Linked DNA regions of Homo sapiens: region 1 is linked to region 2. The links are chromatin loops, found by intact Hi-C in ENCODE. Cell type or tissue: adrenal gland. All regions are shown on one strand.

What was found. Peaks named below come from ENCODE experiments on the same cell type or tissue, not always from the same donor. Only the 100,000 strongest peaks of a DNase experiment are listed, where the experiment ranks them.
Region 1: it touches region 2 in a loop (2.0-fold over the local background); 1 of 110 quality-filtered maps calls a loop at or near these places.

What each region holds. Positions count from the first base shown.
Region 1 is chr12:107,578,824-107,583,823 of GRCh38, forward strand. It overlaps ABTB3 (ankyrin repeat and BTB domain containing 3), which reads left to right. Exons shown (of 17, transcript NM_001018072.2): 4 at 2,329-2,481. Among named protein-coding and RNA genes, the nearest start is that of PWP1, 100 kb to the right of the region's middle. In adrenal gland, no CTCF peak of the experiment used is centred here; a DNase peak (open chromatin) is centred at 2,427; H3K4me3 peaks cover 483 bases; H3K27me3 peaks cover 1,140 bases.
Region 2 is chr12:107,456,379-107,461,378 of GRCh38, forward strand. The region is part of intron 1 of ABTB3 (ankyrin repeat and BTB domain containing 3); the gene reads left to right. Among named protein-coding and RNA genes, the nearest start is that of ABTB3, 140 kb to the left of the region's middle. In adrenal gland, no CTCF peak of the experiment used is centred here; DNase peaks (open chromatin) are centred at 2,063 and 2,322; H3K27ac peaks cover 389 bases.

The DNA.
Region 1 (5,000 bases), 120 kb after region 2:
GCCCCACAGATAGGTCCACAGGTCCAGAAACTCAATTTTATCAGTTTCACCCAGTAAGAAATTGGTAAATCTTAGTCTGTGTCATGAGCAAATATTTATTAAGTGCCTACAGTGTGCCAGGCACCATCCTGGAGCTGCGGCGGGAGCCGTGATCCAAGAAGTCCCCATTCCCTGCCCTGGTGGAGTTTACATTCTAATGGGGCATTTGCAGAGGCAGCGGGTAAGGCCAGAGGAGTCCTCTGGGGTGAGGCCCACAATGCGAGGGATTCAAGTGAGGTAAAGTCAGGAGGAACGTCTAGGGAGAAATGGGATTTAGCCTGTGGTTTGAAGGTTAAGAGGGATGTGGATTTTTAAAGGGCTTGAAGCCTTACAGACAGGAGGCTCAGCTGCATGAACAGGAATCAGCCCATTGCATGCCAGCAAGAGTCCATGACCTGATCAGCTCCCCTGGGGTGACAGGTGCATGCTGGGTAACAGAGTGCATGCTACGAAGTTGGACAAGAGAATGTCAATATCACATGGGGTTTCTCTACACATGCTATATAGTCAAGTAACTTGGGTCTGACTCCCAGCTCTTGCTAGTCTTGTGGTCCAGGGCATGATACCTAACCTGGATCAACATCATTCTCCTGATCAATGAAATGGGCATAATCATAACTAGCACAGAGGTTGGTCCTAGGCATTCAGATGAGACCATGAATCAATGTAAATGGCTGAGCTGCTGAATATTATTAACATTGGATAAATAGATCTGACTATAGGAAAACTGGCACCTGCCACCAAAAACTTTCTGGGAAGCTCATGACATCTGCATTTCTCAAGGGGGCTGGCTGACTTATAACCCCATCTACCTGTCATCCTCTTCTCAATGCCATGGTGGCCATGCTGGACTGAATGGCAGCCCCAGGGCCGGGGGAGGCAAGAGACATGCCAAGAACATATTTGCATGACCTAGCCTCCTTCAGTTTTGCACCCAGGGAACCCCACTGGCTTCATGCTAGTCTGACCCCTGCTGAATGGCAGGAAACCTTTTGCATCTACGTAGTGCATTTCTCAAAGTGTGGTACTTGGCCCACCTAAATCAGAATCCCAGGGGCTGCCTATCAGAATTATCTTCTTGGACTCTAACACAATCACCATCTCTGGATATAGAGCCAGATGATTCCCAGGCCCTCTCATGATGACTTTAGAGCAGAGGTTCTTTGAGAATGTCGTCCGCAGACCAGTAGCATCCGTATCAGGAACTGGTTAGGAATGCATTTCCTGGGTACCTCCCCTGATCTATGGAATCAGAAACTCTGGGAATGAGACCCAGCAGTCCGTATTTTAACAAACCCTCCAGATAATTCTGATGCACATTAAATTCACATGGGGAGGTTTTGAAAACTGCCTGTATCCAGCTGCACCCTATACCAATTAAATCAGAATCCCTGGGACAGGACTCAAGTGTCATTATTTTTTCCAAAATCTTCTCCAGTAATCCTAATGTGAGGACAGAGTTTATCATCACTGGAAGAAATAGGAAGATGGCACAAATGCGTTGCACTTAGAAAGTTGCCCTTCAGTTGTAGGCATTGTCTCAATGCGTGCAACAAGCTTGCAACAGCCTACCATGATCCCATTAGCAGGCAGGGAACTTGAGGCTCTCAGAGTTTCAGGGGTGTGACCAAGGTCCAAAGGGCCTCGAATTGTGGGCGCCACTGGGTGGCTGCCCAGCCAGCCTGGGTCTGGGGGAAGGCTGCCGGTTAACCTGGCTCTCTTTAGAGAGCCTTTTCTAGGTGCCAAAGCCTTTTGGCAGCATGTTGCCTGGGCAGAGCTGAAGCCTGAAAGAGCTCCAGAAAGACGACAGGGACGAGGCTGCAGATGGGAAGGGAGTGCTAGCGGACACCTTAGGCTTGGGTCCACAATCAGGGAGCCCCAAATAGAAATAACACGGGGCGCTGATTGGTTTTCCGCCGCTCCAGACCCTGCGCTTGGTGCTTCAAGTGACTCATCCTTATGTTCACATGATCGCCGAGAGGGATAATATTCCCAGATCAGTTACCTCCTAGCCTTTCCTAGTCACATTATCCCCAGGCTACAGATGAGGAAACTGAGGCCCAAGGATTCCAGAGAGCCTGCCCCGGGGTCACCGGTGCGGTCCGGATGTCTCCAAAGGCTCTCCCACTACTCTGGAATTCAGAGGCAGGGTCTCCAGGGAAAGCGGGGTGTGGGCTGGGGAGTCGGGAGATGGGGGGATCCCCGCGAGCAGGGGGTGGGGCCAAGCCGGCAGCCCCTGCCTCCGGGGAGGCCCTAACGCGCGTCTCCGGGTCCCTCCTCCCACCGCAGGCCCTTCCTCGTGCTGCCGCCGCTGATGGAGTGGATCCGGGTGGCCGTGGCGCACGCCGGCCACCGCCGCAGCTTCTCCATGGACAGCGACGACGTCCGCCAGGCGGCCCGGCTGCTGCTGCCCGGCGTGGACTGCGAGCCGCGCCAGCTCAGGTAGGCGCGGGGGCGGGCGGGGGGCGGCAGGGGAGGGAGGGCTCCGGCCTCGCAGCCTCCACCCCTCCAATCAGAGCCCCGCTGGGCGGCCTGAGCCCCGCACACCTCGGCGGCGCTGGGGTGGAGGCTCCCTGGTTGAAGTGGCAGACGCGGGCTGAACAATAAGCAGGTCCCTGGAGTTGCAGGGTTGAAAGAACGCGGCGAGGCCCGTGGAGGACGGTCCGATTCTTAGATTACAGATGTCGGTGTGGTTTCTCTCTGGCTGTTCTCTCTGCGCCTAGCTTCTCCCTCTCTTTCTCTCTCCTCCCCCAGTAAAATCCGGTCTTCCTGTAGTTTTTTAACCAAACCTTACAGAGTGAAATTTCTGGCTGGGTCAGAGAGCGCCTCTGCGTTTTCACTTGCGTGAGGATGGAGTGGTCTTCTCTGCATTCCTCAGGCCTGTATCCAGGGCTCTCCTCTGTCAAGGTGGGAATTACCCATGGGCCACTCAGGGGCCCCCATGCGTGGGTGCTCATTTTGAGCCAAAGCAAGAGAAATAAAAGAACTCACTCAGGTGAGTCATAATCTGGCTTTAAATGCAAAAAAACACAGAAACCCAGTGGGGCGTGTGTGTGTGCGTGCGCGTGCACGCACACGAACACACCTAAGAGCATGCACTTTCCCGACTCCCCCCACTCCCAGCTGTTTCCCAGGTGTCATTGTCATCATTTTCAAATCCCTTCCTACCCACTTGATGGGAAACTGCCTTTCCTCCACAGTTCATCCAACCAGGCCAAGGGCAGAGATTTCTGCCCTTTCAGATCTGATTGGGGTTCTGCAAGGAAATGGAGGGTTTGTGGTATGCAGCAGCCCCCCGAAGGCCCAGAGCTGTCCCTCAGCCCAAGAACATGCAGAGAGCGAGTCAAAGTCATAATTGCTAGCATTTATTGGATGTTTACCACATGCCGAGCACTGTTCTAAGTGCTTTACACAGATGAATATTTCCCAAACAGTGTAAAGTAGGTACTGTGATTATGCTCACTTCAAAGGTAAGGAAACTGAGGCACAGATAGGTTCAATACCATGCTCAAAGTCACTGGAGTAGTAAATAATAGAGTCAGGATATGAATTCAGGCAGTCCAGAGCCCTGGGATCATAGTTCTAACCACTGAGCGCTTTCCTGTCTTCAGATTTTTGTCTGGGCATTTTCTGGCTGTGCCACCATGCCTTGTACCTTGTCACCTACAATAACAGCCCATCTCAGGGAGAGGCGAGGGAACGGTCATTCACTGAGCACCTACCATGTGACGGTTATCAATTGCAACAAAAGATTTCTCTCTTTTAATCCCCGAAGCGGCATCATGAGGTTGGCATAATCTTCCCATTTTACAGATTGGGAACCATTGGTGGAGCAGCTTGTAGGTAGAAGTGCCAAGGAAGAAATTCTTGTGGTCCTACTCTAAGTCCAGCCTCTGCCACCGGACTGTGCTGCCTCCTGTTTTCAGGGGTGGGCGGGGCACATTCTGCGTGCAGGCTCACTCCCACCACTCCTGCTCATTGCCCCCATCGCCAACCTGGATGTCTTGGCAGCTCCTGCTCTCCTTTTGCAGGAAGCCCGGGACTGCTGGGTGACAGGGAAGGTTAGATGTTTTCTTAATGCTAACTGACAAAGCATTCCTTGTTTGTCATACCTTCAGGAGACCCTACAGCTTAAAAGTTAGGAGCCTGGGCTCCAGGGTCCCATTGCCTGGGTCCAGATCTCACCACCAGAGTTAATCAACTGTGCAAACTTGGGCAAGCTAGTTAACCTCTCTGGACCTTAGTTTTCCCATGAGTAATGTGGAAATATGAATAGCAGCTCTGCTTAGAGGTTGGTGTGAGCACAAAGTAGGATAATGAACGTGCAGTATCCATTCAAACAATGCCTGAAAGGAAATAAGTGCCTATAAAGCGGTCATTTTTAACTAAAGTCCCCGAGCCTCTGCTACCGCTGAAATAATAAGGAGGCTCCTACTTAGGTATTATTCTATAATTTTGGAAGGCCTTTAATACTTTCTCATAACAGCCTCAAAACAAACATTGGTATCCAGGAAAAGCAGTGCTGCCCCATTTTACAGAGGTGGAAATCAAGGCTTAGTGACATTAGGTAACTCTGCCAACATCACACAGATGGTAAGTGACAGAGTTGGGAGCCAGATATCGCACCCAGAGACCCAATGATACAACCATGTGTCATTTTTCTGCTCTCTCACCCTAGACCTAGACAAGCCCTCTCAGAGGACACTATCTTCTGGATGGCTCTGTCCCTTTTCACAATTTTGCAGACTGAACATGAGCCTCAGGGGCCACTGTCCATCTCTGCGCCCCCCCTCCTCAGCACAGAGCTCTTTCTGCATGGTCTAGCGACCAAGTGTGTGTCATTCTGACAGTCACACCAAGGATTTCAATTTCAGCATCTGTCCAGTTTGAAGCCTCAGCCCTGGCATTCAGGATGTGAATGTGATGTGCACGCAGGCCAGAATGCACAGAGGAGCAGAGGA
Region 2 (5,000 bases):
TTACCGCCTAAGCGGCAGCATTAGATTCTCAGAGTGGCACGAACCGTATTGTGAACTATGCATGTGACAGACCTAAGTCGTGCGCTCCTTATGAGAATCTAATGCCTGGTGATCTGTCACTGTCTCCCATCACCCCCAGATGGTACCATCAAGTTGCAGGAAAACAAACTCTGGGCTCCCACTGATTCTACACGATGATGAGTTGTATAATTATTTCATTATATATTATAATGTAATAATAATAGAAATAAAATATGCAATAAATGTAATGCACTTGAATTATCCCAAAACCATCCCCCTACCCCCAGGTCCATGGAAGAATTATCTTTCATGAAACCAGTCCCTGGTACCAAAAAGATCAGGGACCGCTGATGTAACTTGCTCAAGGTCACACAGCTAGGAGGTGACAGAACCTGGATTTGAACTTGAACAGTTTGGTTCTAGTGACGGTGCATGTGGCCACTTCAGTAGTCTTTCTTTTCTTTTTTTTTTTTCTTTTTGAGACAGAGTTTCGCTCATTGCCCAGGCTGGAGTGCAGTGGTGTGATCTCAGTTCACTGCAGCCTCCACCTCTTGGGTTCAAGTGATTCTCCTGCCTCAGCCTCCCAAGTAGCTGGGACTGCAGGCACCCGCCACCACGCCCAGCTAATTTTTGCATTTTTTAAGTAGAGACAGGGTTTCACTGTGTTGGTCAGGCTGGTCTCGAACTCCTGACCTCAGTTGATCCCCCCGCCTTGGCCTACCAAAGTGCTAGGATTACAGGCGTAAGCCACCGTGCTCGGCCCTACAGTAGTCTTTCTTTCCCTTGATAATCCTGGGCAAACCTGAACATTGTTCACAGCTGCCTGTGTTAGCCTGGAATAATGGTCTGACAAGCTCATCTTTGATGGTAATGGTTGTTTTTAATCCAAGGGTGTGGAACTTTGAGATATGGCACCCACGGCTCATTTAAATACAAACTGCTTCAAAGGCTATCCCAAATTTTATTGCCTGGCAGCAGAGCTGGCTTGCCGAAAGATAGACTCCGAAGTTTTATTAACTGTCACCATGGCAATTTCGAAGACATTGGTTATGCCGAAAGATTTCCTGACACTTCTTATTTATAATGGTGCTGGCGGGTCCCAGGCAGGCTGATCTATGGCTTTTAATCAACTAATGGATGGGGTCTCTGGGTACAGATTCACAGTGTTCAATCTTGTTAGAGCAGAAAAAAATGCTGCGAGCTCAGAGCTGTCCCAATTCCCAACACAGGGACAGAGTCCTTCTGGGCAGACAGCAATAACATGGCTCTCCTCAGCTTGATAAAAAGCAGCACTGTCACCCAGGGCCCTGGAGGCATGGCCTCAGCTGCCTGTTGCATGCCAAGGCTTATGTCCTGTTCTTCCATCTGTACCTTCCCACTTGGCAGAACGGGCAAAGAGAGCCAGTGTGGCGCAAATGTTCACGCTGCAGGAGGCAATCAGGACATTACAGTAAGAATGGAGACTTTGGCAACAGAAAGAAATGGGTTCAAGTCCCTGCTCTGTCCCTTACTAGCCGTGTGACCTCGGGTAGCTTGCTTGACCTTTGACCTTGCTGAGCCTCAGTTTCTTCCTTTGTAAAATAGGAATAATAACATTGTGAAGATTTAAATTAAATCTTAAATGGGTGATTCATTTAACTTTGCACAAAGTTGGGTGTGAGTACCCAGTAAATGTTCACCTCTGCTATCTTTGTTCTTTCTCCTCATCCTCATCATCATTGCTGAGACTATGTCAAGCCCTGTCTAATGTCCCCCTTTTTCCCAGCCCAGTGCAAAGGGAAATAGTGTGTACTGAGTGCCTACTGTGTGCTAGGTATCTTAAATGGCCTTTGTTATTTCATCGTCCCCACTCCCAGGGGAATAAAGCAGTTTTATTGTGATTTGACAGGTGAACAGAATGGGGTCAGAAGTTAAGTGACTTGCATAAGGTCACTCAGTAAGCAAAGGCAGACCTGGGATTGGAGCCCAGTCAGGACCAATGCCAAGGTCCATGCCTCTGGGTAGTTGCCAAGAGGACTGGAGCCAGAACAGCAGCCCCATCGATCCTTGTTACATGGGACAAGACAGAATCTAGGGGGATAGGCCTCCTTTGGAAAGTCTTCAAGGTGGAGACTTGGCATGGTGGGGCCAATGGGGACCACCAAGGACCCTAGAGTATTACACCTGGAAGGCAGATCCACCCCTCACATTACTGATGGGAAAATGAGATCCAGAATGGCCAAGTGTCTTGCTGGGAGATACACATACAGGTAGGGGAGAGCCAGGACTTGAACCCTAGAAGCCTGGGGAGTACCTGTGGGCAGGAAGGCCTCATAGGGCAAGGGAAATCCAACAGGCTGAGTTCCTCTAGATACCCTGTCCCCAGCTCTCCTCACCACCAGCTTACCTGCTACTTCCCACAGATGAGGCCATGAAACACTGAACCTTCCTGTGTCAGGGACTCTGGGGAATGAGGCCCTTCTCCTTTATTCATCTGCCACCCCCTGCAGGCCCCCTCTATGCCAGGCATGGGAATAGGTGTTGGGAGCTTGGCGGATGCCTTGAAACTCTAAGGCCTTTGAGAACAGGGGGGCCTGCCTCCTTCACCTACTCCCCTGCAGAACTTTGCAGTGTTCTGTATTAGTCTATTCTCAAGCTGCAAATAATAAAAAACAATCCAATAATAATAGCTGACATAGACATGTAGGGTTGGCAGTGTATCCGGCACCTCAGACTCATCTCAGTTGATCCCTGCCCCCCACAACCCTATGGAGTAGGCACTGTTATTATGCCCATTTTACAGATGAGGAAACTGAGGCCCAGAGACATTACATAATTTGCTCAAAGCCACATGCTAGTCAGTGAGGGATCAGAATCCATCCCAGAAAATCTGAATTCAGAGCCTTCTCACATTGCCGCACTGAACCCCATGGTAAATTCATTCATTTGTGATTGATTGATTGATTCAACAAGTATTTACTGAGTGCCAGCTACTATGGTAGACACTAGGGATCCAACAGTGAGCAAAACAGACAAAACTCCCTGCTCTTGCGGACCTTACCATCTACAGAGACAGGCCATAAACAAAATTCAAACCTATAGGAGGTTAGATGGAAAAAAATGAAGCAGGGAGTGCTGCAGACACAGTTTTAAGAAGGCTGATCAGAGATGGCCTTGAAGGGGAGGTGATTTTGAGGAGAGCCCTGATGCAAGTAAGGAAGTGCCTAGTGCCCTTCTGGGGGAAGAATATTACGGGCAGAGGGAGCAGCAGATGCAACAGCCCAGCGGGGTGCAGGCAAAGAGGCCAGTTATCAGACCCTAGCTCCTCAGCCATTTATTAAGTGACCTGCATTGTGGCTGCGTTTCTTCTGAGTGAAGCCAGGGCTTGCCTGGTGGCACACACAGCCATGCACAGGCCCTCTGTGGGGCAGCCCTGTGTGCTGTGGGTGGCAGGGGCCGTGGCCCGGCCCTCCAGAGTGCCCCCTACAGCCCGACTGAGCATGGCCCTCCCGCCCTGCAGACAGAACCCCTGGCATTCATCTCTCAGTGACTCTAAAGCAGCCAGGGGGGCAGGGGTGGGGTTGGGGGGCCGTAAGAAAAGGAGCCTGAAGCAGGAACCTGGGAAAACAGGCTGGCTCCCTGTACCCTCCTGGTGCCCTGCTACATCAGTGTTCTGGGAATGGCTATTTTCTCAAGGGGCAACTTCTCCCCAAACCCTTAACAGGGTACCAAGCCACCTGTTTTCTGTTACAAACTTACCAGTGTTCTTTTCCTGCAAAGAAAAGACAGAAAGAGAAAGAGCCTTGGTCTTGAGGGAAAAGGCCTGGGTTCTAGCCCAGCTCTGCATTCAGCAGCTGTGTGGCTTTAGGCAAGTGGCCTAACCTCTCTGAGCTGTTTACTCACTGGAAGATGGGAAAGCTCACTCTCCCTGTGTGGCCTTTGTGAAATTATACTGAGATTCTGGCTGGGAAAATGGTTTGAAAACTCTAGTTCTGGCTGGGCGTGGTGGCTCATGCCTGTAATCCCAGCACTTTGGGAGACCAAGGCAGGTGGATCACCTGAGTGCAGGAGTTCGAGACCACCCTGGGCAACATGACGAAACCACGCCTCTACTAAAATACAAAAATAAAAATAGCTGGGTGTGATGGCACGCCCCTGTAGTCCCAGCTCCTCGGGAGGCTGAGGCACAAGAATCGCTTGAGCCCCGGAGGTGGAAGTGGCAGTGAGCCGAGATCCCACCACTGCACTCCAGCTTGGGCTACAGAGTGAGACTCTCTGAAGAAAAAAAAAGAGAAAAAAGAAAACTCTAGCTCTCCCTCAGAGGGGCCACGGTGTTGCTTCTCTTGCTGACTCAACATCTCTCTTTTCCATCCCACATCAGGGGGCTGGGGGTTGTGTGATGTAAGGCACTCAGAGAGGGTCCCAGTGGGGAAACATATTAAATAATTTTTTAAAATTCCTGCCCCTGTACTGGGTAGAATAGCACGTCCCCCTGGAACCTCAGAATATGATTTTATTTGGAAATAGGGGCTGTGCAGATGTAATTAGTTAAAATAAGGTTGTTTTAGTCTGTTCTCATGCTGCTAATAAAGACATACCCAAGACTGGGTAATTTATAAAGGAAAGAGATGTAATGGGCTCACAGTTCCTCAGGGCTGGGGAGGCCTCACAATCATGGCAGAAGGCAAAGGAGAAGCAAAGGCACGTCCTACATGGTGGCAGGCAAGAGGGCTTATGCAGGGAACTCCCATTTAGGTAACCATCAGATCTTGTGAGACTTGTTCACTACCACGAGAACAGTATGGGCGAACCCACCCCCATGATACAATTATCTCCACCTGGCCCCACCCTTGACACATGGGGATTATTACAATTCAAGGTGAGATTTGAGTGGGGACACAGAGCCAAACCATACATGCTGGATTAAGGTGGACCCTAAATCCAGTATGACTGGCATCCTTAAGAGAAGAGAGGACACACAGAGACACAGACACAGATGG